Regions from separate parts of the Homo sapiens genome. Here region 1 is linked to region 2. Evidence: chromatin loops called from intact Hi-C (ENCODE). Cell type or tissue: heart left ventricle. All regions are shown on one strand. Each heading gives the region's core, and the rest is flanking DNA. Links, peaks and the distances in the headings are about the cores only.

Region 1 (9,109 bases), core at 842-8,841, 48 kb before region 2:
CCCAGCCCTGGGACTGGAGAGGACAAGATTAAGCATGGGGATCTTTCCTTTCTTGGCCAGACTTCCAGTAAGGGAGGTTGTCTGTTCCTCTAACCAGAAGACTTCTTTGAACTGTGACGGTTTTATATTCCTCACTTGGTAGAGGCAGAACGTTCATCTCAGCCAACCCCACGCCCATCTGGAGTGTACTTCCCCGGGATGATGGCCCCAAATGGAGGCACCGGCCTCTTCTTTTTGCCTAAACCACTTCTAGAAACCTTTTATAAACCACAGGCCTTAATGTGTATCTTTAAGTCACTGCTGTTTTATTCATCATCAGCAACTGACTTTGAGACAGGTCTTCTACCTTATTAATTTTAAAAGAATTGGGATAATTTATTAAGTTGCCCCTTAATAGCACTTCATACTATTTTAGCTTTAATTTCTTCACTTTTTAACAATATGATTCATTAAAAGTCATATTTTAAATTAATTTTTAACTGTTTGCAGTTGTATTTCATGTAAATATTTATTGACTACCCTTTAAAGCATAAATTTTGAATATTATTAGATATCAACAGCCACATCTTAAAAAAAAAAAAAAGCAAGAGTTTTAATTTAAAAAGAGCCTTGATATAAATGATTTTCAATGGACTGAAACCAAACCAAAAGTAAAATGGGTCATTTAAAAAAAAAAAAAAACCCTTCCCCGTGCGCTGGAGTCTCCCGGGTCATTGTCGGGGAGCGCTAGCTCATGGTGATCTAGGAATGACTCGCTAATTGTTTGCCTTTCTATCCCGTGCATCTTAACCTGGCTGATGGATGATGTTGGGTTTGGATCAGCCATGAGTGTGGAGCTGAGCAACTGAACCTGAAACTCTTCCACTGTGAGTCAAGGAGGCTTTTCCGCACATGAAGGACGCTGAGCGGGAAGGACTCCTCTCTGCCTGCAGTTGTAGCGAGTGGACCAGCACCAGGGGCTCTCTAGACTGCCCCTCCTCCATCGCCTTCCCTGCCTCTCCAGGACAGAGCAGCCACGTCTGCACACCTCGCCCTCTTTACACTCAGTTTTCAGAGCACGTTTCTCCTATTTCCTGCGGGTTGCAGCGCCTACTTGAACTTACTCAGACCACCTACTTCTCTAGCAGGTTAGCAGCTCATGAACTCTTGAAGTTCATGAGATGAACTTAACTCTGGGTTCAGTGTCTGTGTTCCTTTTTCTTACTTTATTTGTATAGAGATAGGGTCTTGCTATGTTGCCCAGGCTGGTCTCGAACTCCTGGGCTTAAGGGATCCTCCTGCCTCGGCCTCCCAAAGTGCTGGGTTTACAAGCATGAGCCACCACACCCAGCCTCTGTTTCTGATATTTGAAATTTAGTAAGACAGATTTTAGCTAAATTGAGGGAATACCTTTACAGATCTAAGCTCTCATTTCTGCTATCACCTGTATTTGATCATCTTTTGGCAGATTTTTTTCCCCATTATATGTGCCAGATTTAAATATCATGTTCCTATATAATATAGGATAGATTATTTTTTGGATGAATTTTCGTTGGACAGATGGTAAAGATGAAAATGGCAGCTGGGCACAGTGGCTCACGCCTATAATCCCAGCACTTTGGGAGGCTGAGGCGGGCGGATCATTTGAGGTCAGGAGTTCAAGACCAGCCTGGCCAACATGGTGAAACCCCATCTCTACTAAAAATATAAAAATGAGTCAGGCGTGGTGGCAGGCGCCTGTAATCCCAGTTACTCAGGAGGCTGGGGTAGGGGAATCGCTTGAAACCAGGAGGCGGAGGTTCCATTGAGCCAAGATCACGCCACTGTACTCCAGCCTGGGTGACAGAGCAAGACTCTGTTTCCAAAAAAAACAGAAAAAAGAAAAAGAAAATGGCTAGTCTTTTTGCTGCGAGGCTCTGATGCCAGTACCTGTAATAACAACAGGAAAAGCCGGTCTTTAGGGCCAAGGAGAGGGTGTGACTGATGGCCCCACCAGCATGTCTGCCTACCCGGGCCTGCTCCGGGGCAGCAAGGCCAATGGGGGCCAGAATTCCAAGTCCCTCCTTTCCCCTTCCCTGCACAGCTCTCTCCAAACCTTAGAAATCACCCAGGACACTATGTTCAGTTTTCTTTTATGGGTTCAGTGTTGGTTAAGAATAAAGCTGGTCAGTCAGTAAGTGGAATTCCATAAGCCTGAATATTTTGGTAATAAATAGCAAATCCATATTAACCACCAAGAACATCCTAATAGCATTTATCAAATGGTAAATAGCACTACAAGGATGAAGCTGGAGGATTGCTTGAGGCCAGGAGTTCGAGACCAGCCGGGTGTTGGTGGCATGCACCTGTAGTTCCACCTACTCGGGAGGCTGAGGTGGGAGGATCACAAGCCCAGGAGGTTGAGGCTGCAGTGAGCTGTGATCGCACCATGGCACTCCAGCCTGGGCAACAGAGCAGGACCCTGTCTCAAAAGAAACAAAAAAAATTTTAAAAACTACTGCAGAAGTCACAGTGCACATAAAAAGCATGTCATTGATCTTACATTCACCAAGGAACAAGTTGGGCTCCAAAAAGACTATGCTCTTTGGGTTTTTTTGGTGTTTGTTTGTTTGTGGCAGAGTCTTACTCTGTTGCCCCCAGGCTGGAGGGCAGTGGCACGATCTTGGCTCACTGCAACCCCCGCCTCCCGGGTTCAAGCGATTCTCCTGCCTCAGCCTCTCGAGTAGCTGGGATTACAGGCGCCTGCCACCACGCCTGGCTAATTTTTGTATTTTCAGTAGAGACGGGGTTTCACCATGTTGGCCAGGCTTGTCTCGAACTCCTGATTTCAAGTGATCCACCTGCCTCGGCCTCCCAAAGTGTTGAGATTACAGGCATGAGCCACTGCACCTGGCCAAAAAGACTATGCTCTTTGGATGTGCAGGGTAGAGGATTGAGGGTGGGCATGGCACAGGCCTTGTACCCTTCCCTCCAGGGGTGTTTGGAGTTAAAGTGGCACAAAAGAAGGTGAGAGACATGGAGGAAAAAGGGTCCATGGCTTTTCCCCAAATCCCCACTCTGCGTGTTTCTATTGCGCACCCACACTCTCTGTCTTTGGTCTGTAACTAGCACTGGGCGTCCCTTTCAGCAAGACGATGGCTGTGCTCAGGCAGCTGGCGCTCCTCCTCTGGAAGAACTACACCCTGCAGGTGCGTCCAGACTCTGGAGGGAGGTCAGCTGCGTGCCTAGCCCAGAGGCTCCTGGGGATGCCCTTGAGGGAAGGGCTGTCTGCATGCCCCTGCTTCTGCCTTGCAGCCCATCACCGTGCCCTATTGTATCTCTTCCAGAAGCGGAAGGTCCTGGTGACGGTCCTGGAACTCTTCCTGCCATTGCTGTTTTCTGGGATCCTCATCTGGCTCCGCTTGAAGATTCAGTCGGAAAATGTGCCCAACGCCACCATCTACCCGGGCCAGTCCATCCAGGAGCTGCCTCTGTTCTTCACCTTCCCTCCGCCAGGAGACACCTGGGAGCTTGCCTACATCCCTTCTCACAGTGACGCTGCCAAGACCGTCACTGAGACAGTGCGCAGGGCACTTGTGATCAACATGCGAGGTGAGACATGCCGGGGCTCTCGGTGCCAGGCCTAGTGGTGCCTCCACGCGGCTGGGCAGGCAGGGGTCGAGCCCAGGATGTGCGAAGCAGCTGGGTGAGGAGTTCACCCTGTGCAGACTTGGCCTCTGCTTCTTCCCGCATCACTACTTCAACCTGTAAAAGGCACTGCTGTTCCTTAAACCTCTGCCTGCCTGCGAGTAAATAGCAGTCTCTCCTTTGGGTCCGATAGCACCATCACAGTCCCCACCAAAGGGACCCTGGTGACATTTTAACCCATGGGGCAGAACAGGTTAGAAAATGCACCTGCCTGCAGTTGCCCCAGGCTCCTTTCTGTTCCCTCATTTTATGAAAGACATTACTGGTCTCCAGGCCTCTGTGAACAGAGTCCAATAAGATACATAAGGAAAGTAGCAGATATTTGGGACTTAAATACGACCTGGCAGAAAAAGGGAAAAAAGAAAGTGAGGTTTTTGCTTGCCTGATGGCCCTAAGACTAGGAAGCCATCAAGCCCATCTAGCATCAAATCTCTTCTCGGCGGCTGAGCCACCCAAGGAATCCCCCAGCTTCTCTGTGGCCATGCCTGATTGTACAATGGGACCAGGGCTGGCCGCCCACCTGTGCAGAGCTGTGAGGACCCCGGGGAGCAGCAGGTGCAGCAGCCTTAGCAGTACCAGGCCCTGGAACTGCATCTGATGGTCAGTAGGGTGGACAGGACTTTACAGGGATGCCTGGGTGGACTTGAGCCAGGGAAAGCCCTTCTGTGACAAGGGCAGGGCACAGTTTGACCGTGTGGTGCCAAGAACCTTTTCTGGGACGTGGTTTTGGGTGGGCAGCTCTGAAAACAGTGATGAGAAAGCCTGAGAAGGGAACTCCCACTGTGAGTGCTGCTCACCGTTCCTAAACCCTTGCTGTCGGGATGAAAGCTGTCCTCCATTTTCCCCTCCTCATTTGGGCATTTACCTCCCGGGCTTTAATTCCTTGTAGCAAATACTCAGAGGAAGTGCCTTGGTCCCTCACAAAATGACGACAGTAAAACCCTTTCTGAATTGTTAAGGAGTGTCCAGATGATAGAAAAAGCCTTTGAGACACTCTGAGTTAGCATCCACTCCATTTGTAAAAACACACCATTCTGGTTTTGAGAAAGAGAAGCCACCCCGGGCTGCAGAGCCCACTGCAGGGTGGGTGGTGGGTTTGCTCCCCTGGGCCTTGCTGCAGGCGCTACCCGGAGCCTCCAGCTCTGCTCCAAAAAACCCGCACCAGGAGAACTCACTGCCTGGGGCTCTGACCCTGCCATTCTGCCCTCCTTGATGGCAGCTTGTCTCTCTGCCAAAGATGAAAGCTGCCTTGAGTCTCAGGAAGGGTTTACAAAGCCCTAGAGGATTTGCCGTCTTTCATCTGCCAGTGACCTGAACCACGCAGATTTTTCAAGCAGGAGGGCCGATTGGGCAACCACAGCTCCCGTGCTCTCTCTTTGCAGTGCGCGGCTTTCCCTCCGAGAAGGACTTTGAGGACTACATTAGGTACGACAACTGCTCGTCCAGCGTGCTGGCCGCCGTGGTCTTCGAGCACCCCTTCAACCACAGCAAGGAGCCCCTGCCGCTGGCGGTGAGACGTGCGGCCGGGCCGAGCAGTCACAGCCCATCAGCAAGGCCTCCGCTTCCTCCCGCGTCACTAGTTCAACCTGTAAAAGGCACTGCTTTCCCTTAAACCTCTGCCTGCCTGCAAGTCAATAGCAGTCACTCCTTTGGGTCTGATAATATCATCACAGTCCCCGCCAAGGGGATCTTGGTGACATTTAAACCCACGGGTCAGAACAGGTTAGAAAATGCACCTGCCTGTGGCCGCCCCAAGCTCCTTTCTGTTCCCTCATTTTATGAAAGATATTACTGGTCTCCAGAACAGAGTCTAATAAGATAGTTAAGGAAAGTAGTAGGTATTTAGGACTTAAATATGATCTGGCGGAAAGAAAGAAAGTGAGGTTTTTGCTTGCCTGATGGCATTAAAATTAGGAAGCCATCAAGTCCATCTAGCATTGTGGTTGGCGGCCCTCCAGGGATCCTGAACACTCGGTGGCACTTCACAATGGAATTAGGAATGGCCAAGAACCACCCCCCAAAAGGGGCCCCTGTGTGGCTCCCTGCTCCTGCTAGGACAGGGACCACTCAGTGTGACATTCCGGGGCCTGTTGGAGATACTCAGAGGCGGGGGAGTGGTGAGTTCTCGGCTGTGACAGCCCCCCAAGCGCTCTCCCACTCCACCCTGTTGTTTGCCCCTCTGTCTGGATCTCTCGGAACAGCTGGTTTTCTCTTTGTTTCCACAGGTGAAATATCACCTACGGTTCAGTTACACACGGAGAAATTACATGTGGACCCAAACAGGCTCCTTTTTCCTGAAAGAGACAGAAGGCTGGCACACTACTTCCCTTTTCCCGCTTTTCCCAAACCCAGGACCAAGGGAACCTACATCCCCTGATGGCGGAGAACCTGGTGAGAAGCTCGGTTAGGGTTCGTGTTACCAGCCCGGGCTGTTGACTAGTGACAGTCATATGGGGGCAGCCCCACTTTGCAAAAGTATTTCTTGAAGAAATACTTTTCAGGACATTTGGCTTGGTTCCAAGTCTTTGCTGTTGTGAATAGTGCCGCAATAAACATACGTGTGCATGTGTCCTTATAGCAGCATGATTTATAATCCTTTGGGTATATACCCAGTAATGGGATGGCTGGGTCAAATGGTATTTCTAGTTCTAGATCCCTGAGGAATCGCCACACTGACTTCCACAATGGTTGAACTAGTTTACAGTCCCACCAACAGTGTAAAAGTGTTCCTATTTCTCCTCATCCTCTCCAGCACCTGTTGTTTCCTGACTTTTGAATGATTGCCATTCTAACTGGTATGAGATGGTATCTCACTGTGGTTTTGATTTGCATTTCTCTGATGGCCAGTGATGATGAGCATTTTTTCATGTGTCTTTTGGCTGCATAAATGTCTTCTTTTGAGAAGTGTTTGTTCATATCCTTTGCCCACTTTTTGATGGGGTTGTTTGGTTTTTTCTTGTAAATTTATTTGAGTTCATTGTAGATTCTGGATATTAGCCCTTTGTCAGATGAGTAGATTGCAAAAATTTTCTCCCATTCTGTAGGTTCCCTGTTCACTCTGATGGTAGTTTCCTTTGTTGTGCAGAAGCTCTTGAGTTTAATTAGATCCCATTTGTCAATTTTGGCTTTTGTTGCCATTGCTTTTCGTGTTTTAGTCATGAAGTCCTTGCCCATGCCTATGTCCTGAATGGTAATGCCTAGGTTTTCTTCTAGGGTTTTTATGGTTTCAGGCCTAACATTGAAGTCTTTAATCCATCTCGAATTAATTTTTGTATAAGGTGTATGGAAGGGATCTGGTTTCAGCTTTCTACATATGGCTAGCCAGTTTTCCCAGCACAGGAAGGGGAACATCACACACTGGGGCCTGTTGTGGGGTGGGGGGGCGGGGGGAGGGATAGCATTAGGAGATATACCTAATGTTAAATGACGAGTAAATGGGTGCAGCACACCAGCATGGCACATGTATACCTATGTAACTAACCTGCACATTGTGCACACGTACCCTAAAACTTAAAGTATAATTAAAAAAAAAAAGAAAGAAATACTTTTCAGGAACATTTACTCTTGTTTATAGGAAAAGTAAAACATCCAGTATAACTGGTTTCTGAAAGACTAAAATAATCCTTGAAGATAGCAAAGGCCCTTTCTCTATATCCTGGAAGACGTGCTCTTGAATGAAACATTTGTATTTCAGCTTTTTTTCTTTTTTTTTTTTTTCAGACAGAATCTTGCTCTGTCGCCAAGCTGGAGTGCAGTGGCGCGACCTCGGCTCACTGCAACCGCTGTGTCCCAGGTTCAAGCGATTCTCCTGCCTCAACCTCCCAAGTAGCTGGGATTACAGGCGCACACCACCACGCCCAGCTAATTTTTGTATTTTTAGTAGAGACGGGGTTTCACCACGTTGGCCAGGATGGTCTCGATCTCTTGACCTCATGATTCACCCACCTCGGCTTCCCAAAGTTCTGGGATTACAGGCATGAGCCACCACACCCGGCTGTACGTCAGCTTTTAAAAGCTCCCGTTTGAGTTCATGGGGCTTGGTTTACATTTTCTTTTTCTGCCGGGCCTTCTCTGTGTACAGACTTACTGGCATTTTTAGCTCCGTGGTCCTTGTGCACCTGATCCATGGTTTGACGGAATCAGTGTGGTGTTCATGGAAGCCAGATCTTGGTTACTCTGATGCCCCATCAGTGTGTGTCTTCGTGTGGACCTGGGCAGGTGGTTGGTACGTGTGCCTCCTCTGAAGCATGGTCTTGTCTTGGAACTGAGCTAGGGACAGCCAAGAAGTGACTCGGACCCAGGACTAGGCTTAGCTGTCAGGCCAAGAAAGACCCCACTGCAGGTTCTGGGTGGAAGTCCAGGGTGTTCTGGAGAACGTCGTATTTCACGGGTCTGGCAGGAGACAGAACTCATGGAAGTTTGCCATGGAAGTCACAGCAACGTCCCATCCCTCCATGAGGCATGATTCTGAGACACAAGTGCCAGGCAGGCAGGAGACAGCATGCATGCAGCCAGCGCTTAGCGATGTCCCTTACTGGTGCCAGGGCTGTCACCAGGCTAATGCTCTAGGGCAAGATTTTACATCTAGAACTAAGATGAACAAGACCTGGTGTGGGGTGTGTGAGGCCCCAGAGCGATGCCCTTGACAGGTCACCCAGCCTGGAGCTCAGGAGAAGCTATGTCCAGCTGTCACACATGATGCTTGCTGCCTGCAGCAGGGGACTGCAGGAGGGGACACTGGCTGCTGAGACTGGGGCCCAGGCAGGAGCTGCTCAGCTCCCTCCTGTTTTTGGGGAACAATTCCCTAAGCTTGGAAGCAAGAGAAAACCAATCTCAAAGGAAAAGACTGACAGATTTCAGCATGTACAAACTGGAAATTTGCCAGACACGAAAAGACCTAATGGTGGTTTAAAAAAAAAAAAAAAAAAGCACATAGCAGACTGGGGAAAACCTTTGTGGCAAATGACACAGAGTAAATATCTTTTGTTAGAGAAAAAAAGTTTTGTTATTAAGAATAGTCGGTTAGTCCTCAGCAAGACAGAGAACCTGAGGGGGAAGAAAAGTTGGCTGGAAAAACAAGCTCCTAGTAAAGCCCCAGGAGATATAACGTGTGTGAGACTGGCATGGCACAGGGACTGGTCAATTCTAGCCTCAGTTTTGCCTCCAGATGTCCATGCCTTAGACCCACTAATATGCCTGATGAGAATTCAGCCCTCAGGCTGGGCGCAGTGGCTCACACCTGTCATCCCAGCATTGGGAGGCTGAGGCAGGCAGATCACCTGAGGTCAGGAGTTCGGGACCAGCCTGGCCAACATAGTGAAACCCCGTCTCTACTAAAAATACAAAAAAAAAAAAAATTAGCTGGGCGTGGTGGTGTGCACCTGTAATCCCAGCTATTCGGGAGGCTGAGGCAGGAGAATTGCTTGAACCCAGGAGGCAGACG
Region 2 (9,109 bases), core at 773-8,772:
GAAACTCCGTCTCTACTAAAAATACAAAAATTAGCTGGGCGTGGTGGCGCGCTACTCGGGAGGCTGAAGCAGGAGAATCAGTTGAACCTGGGAGGCAGAGTTTGCAGTGAGCTGAGATTGCGCCACTGCACTCCAGCCTGGACAACAGAGTGAGACTCTGTCTCAAAAAAAAAAAAAAAATTGTCTAAAAATCTTATTTTATATTCCCCAGCAGATTTATGATTTTTCTCCATGAGTCCCGCACAGTTCTTTTTCCTCAGATAGTTTATGTCTCCTGGATGCTAGTTTAGCCCCGTAAGACCACTGTGTCTTCTAGTAAAAGGTCTGAGTCGCACCTGTGGGGCCTGAGATTGGGACGAGAAGCCTTGAAGGCCTTAGTCCCACCAGACCTCCCACATCCACCCCCGCCCCTCCCTTCTCCACGGAAGCCGCCCTGCGGCTGGGTTCACGCATGCGGTCTTTGTCCTGGTCAATCAGACAGAATTATACACCCGGATGCCTGTGCTTCCTGAGGACCAAGATGTAGCGGACGAGAGGACCCGCATCCTGGCCCCCAGTCCGGACTCCCTGCTCCACACACCTCTGATTATCAAGGAGCTCTCCAAGGTACCCTTGCAATTTGGGGTGGAGTCCTTCCTGCCAGCTGACTACCTGGCTGTCCCCAGGGTCCGACCCCATCCCTGGAAGCTTTCGGCGCTGAGGCTCAGACTGCTCTGCTTTGCGTCCAGGCCTCCGCATTCCGTGTTTTCTGTTGGGTGCCTGCAGGTGTACGAGCAGCGGGTGCCCCTCCTGGCCGTGGACAGGCTCTCCCTCGCGGTGCAGAAAGGGGAGTGCTTCGGCCTGCTGGGCTTCAATGGAGCCGGGAAGACCACGACTTTCAAAATGCTGACCGGGGAGGAGAGCCTCACTTCTGGGGATGCCTTTGTCGGGGGTCACAGAATCAGCTCTGATGTCGGAAAGGTGGGTGCAGCCAGGGAGGCTCTGAAGGGGTGAGACAGGCATGGCTGGAGGGGGCACCCTGGAGGCAGGGACAGAGGGATGCTGTCCCCAAACAGCTGCTGCATCTGTGGCTTGAAATGGGCCCAGCACATGCCTCTGGACAGCGAGACAAGGTAATGAGCTAAAGCTAAGCTTCGCCAGAACTAGCAGGTGATGGGAGGGGAGAGAGATGGGTGCCAACATCCGTGAGCCCAGAGAGGCGCATTCAGCACTGACAGCCACCTCTGTGCAGAGGCCATTCTGTGTCCAGGCAGCTCAGGTGTGGGGTTAGAGGCCTTGCTGAGTGAAGGGATGGAAGGCCCTGGGCCCGCCCAGCTTTCCCATGTTGAGCTGAGCCCCACCAGCTCCCCCGCAGAAGGACCAGAGGCAGCCCTCCTGCACCTCTGCCCGGGGCCTGCATGGGAATTCAAGTGTGCCAAGCAGAGCAGGGGAAATGGTAAGCAGGGCCTGGGGCTGAGAAGTGGCCGCGGAGTCCTCTCCTGAGCTCACACCAGGGGTGCCTGGACAGCAGAGGCCCTGGGCCAGAGCACATGCAGGCCCTCTCGGGAGGAAAGCCTCATCCTAGGCTGCAGACTCCCCCATAGAGGGTTCCAGGGCTTACAGGCAATGCACAGCAAACAAACAGAGGAGATGGTACCATGGCTGGAAGCAATAGACACAGGCCCCATGGGGGGACAAGCACATAGGCGTTAGATCTGCATCATCAGGCCAGATTATAAAAGATTATAAACTCACTGTGTCTACAGAAATAAATTATGCAATTGAAAATCTATGCAGGGGAGAGAAAACCGTATGTGATCTAGCAATGGAGGAGAGGGTGAGAAGTCCCCAGTACATGTAATCTGAGTTCCAGAAGGAAGAGAGAGAGAGAGTGGCAGGGGGTAGTAGCCAAAAAGGTAGTGGCTAAGACTTTCCCCAAACTGATTAAAAACAGATTCTGGGCTGGGAGCGTGGCTCACGCCTATAATCCCAGCTTTGGAAGGCCAAGGCAGGCAGATCACTTGAGGTCTAGAGTTCGAGACCAGCCTGGCCAACATGGCAAAATGCTGTCTCTACCAAAGAAAAATACAAAAATTAGCAGGGCATGGTGGCAGGTGCCTATAATCCTAGCTACTCGGGAGCCTGAGGCATGAGAATCACTTGAGCCTGGGAGGCAGAGGTTGTAGTGAGCCGAGATCATGCCACTGCGCTCTACCAGTGTAAGGGAGACAGAGTAAGACTCTGTCTCAAAAAAAAAAAAAAAAATTCTGGAAGCTTGAGAACCCCAAAGAAGGAAGGTAAAGAAAAAGAAATCCAGTCTCTGGAATCCACAGAACCCAGGCACTCCTGCCCCCGACCAGCTGCTGAAGGTAGCTAAGCAGATGGCAGCAGGCACGTCTTAATTCAGCTGGACGTGGTCACTTGTGCAGAGAACAGCTGCTGCACCATCTGACCAAGCAGTACTCACCCCAAACGTGGTGCCCACAAATCTTTCTTCTTAGAGGGAGAAGAAAGAGTCCTAGCACATCAGATGTCCCAGGTGTGAATGAGTGGGTAGCCAGCTCTGAGTCTGCTTCTACGTAAAGGCCATTCTTGCACCACCTAACCCCATGGCTGCCTGTCCTGGACCAGGCTCTGAGAGCAGCTCTGGAAGCCTCCCTGCACCAGGCACATCCTTCCTGTGTCCCTGTTCCAAGAGCTTCCACTGTGGGCAGCCACCACGGCCTGTGCATAGCTCCAGCGCCCCCGTGTACACACACTGGCAGGAACCACAGACAGGCGCAGTGGTGGGCACCTCAAGGGTAGTCCCCGTGGTCCTCTGGAGGAAGGAGGCTTCCCTCCAACCCGCCTCCCTCCCCGGCTATGCTCCGACCCCAGGTGCGGCAGCGGATCGGCTACTGCCCGCAGTTTGATGCCTTGCTGGACCACATGACAGGCCGGGAGATGCTGGTCATGTACGCTCGGCTCCGGGGCATCCCTGAGCGCCACATCGGGGCCTGCGTGGAGAACACTCTGCGGGGCCTGCTGCTGGAGCCACATGCCAACAAGCTGGTCAGGACGTACAGGTGCACCTCCCGAGCCCTGGCCCTTCCCAGAGTGGAGTCAGAATCAAGGTCCCCATAGCATAGAGCTGGGAGTGACCGCTCAGGTCAGCAGCCAGAGCTCCTGCTTGTGGCTCCAGGATGGAGCTGGGATGTGGTGGTGTGACCCAGGTAGCTCCACGTAGGAAAGGGACTGCCCTGACAGTGCCTGCCACCTAGGGACAAAGCCAGCAGTGAGAGATGTCAGGGTCGGCAGGTCCCCTTTAGGTGCAGGCAGATGTCTTCCCATGTAGGTGCGTGCACCGGGCCCCTGGGAACAGCCTTCTCTGGGGCCTCCAGCCCTATGCGGTGGGCTTTCCAGGTGCACACACAGCTCCTTCCTCTTCACTAGGGCTGTTCTGCAATTGCTGGGTGTGGGCCGCTGCTGGGACACGGGCCTCCACTGGGACATGGGAGCCAATGCTAACTCTCAGCCTTATTCCCCCACCTGGCACCCTCCTGCCTCTAGTGGTGGTAACAAGCGGAAGCTGAGCACCGGCATCGCCCTGATCGGAGAGCCTGCTGTCATCTTCCTGGACGAGCCGTCCACTGGCATGGACCCCGTGGCCCGGCGCCTGCTTTGGGACACCGTGGCACGAGCCCGAGAGTCTGGCAAGGCCATCATCATCACCTCCCACAGGTAGAGCCTGGGTCTGTGGGTTACTGGAAGTTTCAGCACCGGGTGGGCCATGGAGGAGCCAGGTGGCCAGGAGACCCATCAGCATCTGGTGCAGAGTCTGCCCGTGAGCCACACTGAGCATGGGTATCAGGAACAGCCTGATCGGAGAGCCAATGCCTTCCTGTCTGCACAAGCCTTTGGCACCCCAAGCCCTATCTGAGGTCCCGCCCTCTCCACAGCATGGAGGAGTGTGAGGCCCTGTGCACCCGGCTGGCCATCATGGTGCAGGGGCAGTTCAAGTGCCTGGGCAGCCCCCAGCACCTCAAGAGCAAGTTCGGCAGCGGCTACTCCCTGCGGGCCAAGGTGCAGAGTGAAGGGCAACAGGAGGCGCTGGAGGAGTTCAAGGCCTTCGTGGACCTGACCTTTCCAGGTGTGTGCCGGCCCCGGCAGCCCCCACTGGGTGGGCCCTGGGCCCCTACCTAGGCCTCTCCCATCTGCTGTGCGGAGCGTCTGTGCCTCGCCCCGCCAAGTCCCATCTCCCCAATCCCTGGGACGAGGACTCCAGTGCTGAGCACCCAGGCACCCTCCCCGATCCTCCAGCCCGGCGCTCACAGCAACACCGTCTCTCCTTTGTGCAGGCAGCGTCCTGGAAGATGAGCACCAAGGCATGGTCCATTACCACCTGCCGGGCCGTGACCTCAGCTGGGCGAAGGTGAGGCAGTCCCTGGGGCCCCACTGGGCACTCATGGGGCAGGGGGAGGTCCCTCCAGGGGTCTCTCCCTCTGTGGTGACTGCAGGCTCTTTCCACAGAGGAGTCACTTTCCATTTCTCCCCTAACACTCAGCCTGATACGTGCTGGTTTGGGGGTTTTATATCCAAAATTATCAGTGGTAAAAGGAATTCAGTGTAAAACAGGAAAGGGGTCAGGGATGGTGGCTCACACCATAATCCCAGCACTTTGGGAGGCCGAGGAGGGAGGATTGCTTAAGCCTGGGAGTTCTAGACCAGCCTGGGCAACATAGACCCCGTCTCTACAAAAAATTTAAAAATTAGCCAGGTATCATGCATACCTGTAGTCCCAGCCACTCGGGAGGCTAAGGTGGGAGGATCGCTTGAGCCTGGGAGTTCGAGACTGCAGTGAGCTATGATTGTGCCACTGCACTCCAGCCTGGGCTACAGAGCAAGACTCTCTCTAAAAAAATATGGGGGAAAAAAAGAACTGGCTCAGAAAGGGAACATCACTGGCTCAAGGTTGTAATCTGAGCTGGGAACAGCACAGGGAGGAGGCTGGGCCCCATCCCCGCTGGCTCCTGCTTAGCCAGCGTCCTCTACCTGGGAGCACGGTGCCGTCGCAGGGCTGACCTCTCTGGGGCTCTGGGGTGGCGCTGGGCAGGGGTAGGATTGTGGGGGCCTCATCAGCCCCTATTGCCAGAGGACTCCCAGGTCCCGCAGAGGAGCCTGGGCCCTGTTCTCTCCTACCAGTGACTTTTCTGCTCCCCAAAGGTTTTCGGTATTCTGGAGAAAGCCAAGGAAAAGTACGGCGTGGACGACTACTCCGTGAGCCAGATCTCGCTGGAACAGGTCTTCCTGAGCTTCGCCCACCTGCAGCCGCCCACCGCAGAGGAGGGGCGATGAGGGGTGGCGGCTGTCTCGCCATCAGGCAGGGACAGGACGGGCAAGCAGGGCCCATCTTACATCCTCTCTCTCCAAGTTTATCTCATCCTTTATTTTTAATCACTTTTTTCTATGATGGATATGAAAAATTCAAGGCAGTATGCACAGAATGGACGAGTGCAGCCCAGCCCTCATGCCCAGGATCAGCATGCGCATCTCCATGTCTGCATACTCTGGAGTTCACTTTCCCAGAGCTGGGGCAGGCCGGGCAGTCTGCGGGCAAGCTCCGGGGTCTCTGGGTGGAGAGCTGACCCAGGAAGGGCTGCAGCTGAGCTGGGGGTTGAATTTCTCCAGGCACTCCCTGGAGAGAGGACCCAGTGACTTGTCCAAGTTTACACACGACACTAATCTCCCCTGGGGAGGAAGCGGGAAGCCAGCCAGGTTGAACTGTAGCGAGGCCCCCAGGCCGCCAGGAATGGACCATGCAGATCACTGTCAGTGGAGGGAAGCTGCTGACTGTGATTAGGTGCTGGGGTCTTAGCGTCCAGCGCAGCCCGGGGGCATCCTGGAGGCTCTGCTCCTTAGGGCATGGTAGTCACCGCGAAGCCGGGCACCGTCCCACAGCATCTCCTAGAAGCAGCCGGCACAGGAGGGAAGGTGGCCAGGCTCGAAGCAGTCTCTGTTTCCAGCACTGCACCCTCAGGAAGTCGCCCGCCCCAGGACACGCAGGGACCACCCTAAGGGCTGGGTGGCTGTCTCAAGGACACATTGAATACGTTGTGACCATCCAGAAAATAAATGCTGAGGGGACACAGTCACAGTCTGTGGGTCACACGCGCGAGCGGTCACAGGGCTCAATCACTCGCCCACAATCTAGACATGAGGCTCTCCTTTCACATTTCAATCACACAAACGTGGGACGTTGCTTTTCCCAGAAGGGAGCACACGCAGAGAATACACTGAGGTGAAGGAACAGGCCCATAACACAAAGGAAAAAGCCGGCTAGATCAACGCCCGGTGACAGGCTCTTAGTCTAAAGACAAGAGCAGGTGGGGCTGTGTGGGAAGCACAGGTCTGGTGGGAGAGAAGCTGCTGGCATCAGGGTCACCCGTGGGCATTTGCCATTTCCCAGAAATAACTCCTCATCAGCTCCCTTTTTAGTTATTTATGGAGTCTTGCTTTGTTGCCCAGGCTGGAGTGCAGTGGCGCAATCTTGGCTCACTGCAACTTCTGCCTCCCGGGTTCAAGCCATTCTCCTGCCTCTGCCTCCCGAGTAGCTGGGACAACAGGCACGCGCCACCACACCCAGCTAATTTTTGTGTTTTTAGTAGAGACGGGGTTTCACCATCTTGGTCAGCCTGGTCTCGAACTCCTGACCTGAAGTGATCCACCCACCTCAGACTCCCAAAGTACTGGGATTACAGCCATAAGCCACCGTGCCTGGCCCCTTTTTATGCACTGTTTTGTGTTTTGTCTTTTGGAGACAGGATCTTGCTCTGCTGCCCAGCGTGGAGTGCAGTGGTGGTATCACAGCTCACTGCAGCCTCAAACACCTGGGCTCATGCAATCCTCCCACCCCAGCCTCCGGAGTGGCTGGGACTAAGGGCATGCGCCACCATGCATGGCTAAATTTTATTTTTAGTATAGACGAGGTCTCATGTTGGCCAGGCTGCTGCCAAACCCCTGACCTCAAGTGATCCACCTGCCTTGGCCTCCCAAAGTGCTGGGATCACAGGCGTGAGCCACCATGCCCGGCGAATGCACTATTATTTCTTATGGTTTTCTAAACCCGATTTGAACTTCTGCATTTTACATTCCCTTAGAATTCAGAGTTTTAGAAAAGACTTGTTTTCATCACTTTGGCTCATTTGGGACAATTTCAAGTCTGTGTTTTTATCAGTCTCTGGAAATTTATGAAAGCTGCAAATCGTCTCCAGTAGCTCTTTTATTCCCTTTAAACTTCTGCCATCTAGTTCCATGTTATAAAAAATATAACGTGTTTGGGCAGTGTTTAGGCCACAGCCACCCATGTGTAGCCACCCCTACACATGGGTGGCTGTGGCCTAAACACTGCCCACGAGAAAAGTTCTGAAGTGGGCCCTTCTGGCCCCACAGCCTGTCCGCAGGGGCTGTGGCCTCTAGGTCGGGCCTGGGGCTAGGAAGAGGGAAAGGTCAGTGCACGAGGCCACCCAGCTCCATGTCCATGCCCATGGCCCTTCTGCAGGGCATCCTCAGACTTGTTTTCAAGCCCATGTGTTAGAGATTTAGGAATGTGTCATTTTTCTCCTGTGACACCCTAAAAGAGGGTTGGGGAGAGCGTATAGGACTGAGGGCACAGCCCGCATGAGGCACACACGTGTGAGGCCAGCGTACACAGGACACGCACAGGAGATACCATCCTTCCCGGTAGCACGCTGCCAGCACCAGCAGGGGTCTTTAAGTAAGGACTGGCACAAGTAGAATGCCTTCTTAGGAAAATGATCCGCAGCTCAGGAGGCTGCTGCGTGGGGACCGGGAGGGGCAGGTGCATTCAGGGCGTCTGTGGCAGGGGCCCAGGGCTGCACCCAAGCCTGGAGCTTAGATGACCCCAGGAGCAGCAGGAAGGGCCCATCTGGCATCCCAGGGAAATCCTCAAGGCCTCTGGAAACTCAGTGCTGGAGCTGGGTCACCAGGGGTGCCCTAAGGAGCCTGGGACTGAAGCCTCAGGACCCTGCCCTGGCCGATTTTTGTCTGAGCTGTGGCAGTTCCCAGCCCACGGGAGGGCAGGGGAAAAGAGCCTTGGGCCCAGGGATAGGAGTGACCGGCCTATCCACGCTCCACCCTAGACCACGGAGGGGGGCCACACATTCTCTACGGACACTGTCCCCAAACAACTGTGGCATCTGACAGAGCCAACTCCTGCCCTGCTCCCAGTTCACCTTAGACCTGGGAAACGAGGTTTTGACTTCACTGCTCTGCATGGCCTGGTGCAGGGCTCCCGTGAGCAGACGGCCCATGGGCCACGAGCCAGGTATGTGGAAGAGCCTGTGCCTTCTGTCCTCCAGGCCGGCCCAGTCCAACGGCGTGGCTCAACTGAAACCACACCCAGAACTCGGAGAGGGGAAGACCTCGCGGTGGGGCGGGCCCAGGCCAAGCCCCTCCACTGCCATCACAGGTTTACAGCGGAGCAGAGGGGCAGGCCGGATACAGGCAGCCCAGGCCACAGGTCAGGGGACCCACACCAGGCCACAGGAACAGGCTTGCTGAGGGTATCAGAAAACCCCAGGTCACAGTGGTTTGAAAAAGAAGTTTATTTCTCAGCCATGTAGGCAGGAGGAGGCAGTCCAGCACTCGGTCACCTGAGGTCTCAGGGAGGCAGGCTCCATCTGCTGCCCCGTCATCCTGGTTCACGCCTCCCTCCTCATGGTCACCTCTGTGTTCAAGGAAGTGCTTGGCCGGGCATGGTGGCTCACGCCTGTAATCCCAGCACTTTGGGAGGCCGAGGCAGGCGGATCATGAAGTCGAAAAATCAAGACCATCCTGGCTAACACGGTGAAACCCCGTCTCTACTAAAAATACAAAAAAATTAGCCGGGTGTGGTGGCGGGCACCTGTAGTCCCAGCTACTCAGGAGGCTGAGGCAAGAGAATGGCGTGAACCGGGGAGGCGGAGCTTGCAGTGAGCCGAGATCACGCCATTGCACTCCATCTGGACTACAGTGAGACTCCATCTAAAAAAAAAAAAAAAAAGGAAGTGCTCAAGTTCAGGCCGGGGTAGGGTGTGTGCAGTGGCCTCCGTCAAGTGTGTGTCACCCCCAGGCAGCTCCCTGCTGCGCCTGG

The links. Hi-C counts contacts between places; a loop is a spot of excess contacts. Peaks named below come from ENCODE experiments on the same cell type or tissue, not always from the same donor. Only the 100,000 strongest peaks of a DNase experiment are listed, where the experiment ranks them.
Region 1: a loop joins it to region 2, with 2.5 times the contacts of the local background. A loop is called at or near these places in 6 of 110 quality-filtered maps.

What each region holds. Positions count from the first base shown.
Region 1 is chr16:2,320,471-2,329,579 of GRCh38, reverse strand. It overlaps ABCA3 (ATP binding cassette subfamily A member 3), which reads left to right. Exons shown (of 33, transcript NM_001089.3): 3 at 823-1,127; 4 at 3,088-3,167; 5 at 3,306-3,570; 6 at 5,049-5,176; 7 at 5,892-6,057. The coding sequence starts at 3,114. Among named protein-coding and RNA genes, the nearest start is that of ABCA3, 16 kb to the left of the region's middle. In heart left ventricle, for the core only: no CTCF peak of the experiment used is centred there; no DNase peak of the experiment used is centred there.
Region 2 is chr16:2,272,878-2,281,986 of GRCh38, reverse strand. It overlaps ABCA3 (ATP binding cassette subfamily A member 3), which reads left to right. Exons shown (of 33, transcript NM_001089.3): 27 at 478-606; 28 at 766-960; 29 at 2,857-3,044; 30 at 3,529-3,699; 31 at 3,918-4,108; 32 at 4,317-4,390; 33 at 5,182-6,106. The coding sequence ends at 5,313. MIR4717 (microRNA 4717) reads right to left here and starts at 7,367; the gene lies at 7,296-7,367. MIR3677HG (MIR3677 and MIR940 host gene) reads right to left here. Exons shown (of 3, transcript NR_132988.1): 3 at 8,915-9,000. In heart left ventricle, for the core only: no CTCF peak of the experiment used is centred there; DNase peaks (open chromatin) are centred at 2,756 and 5,736.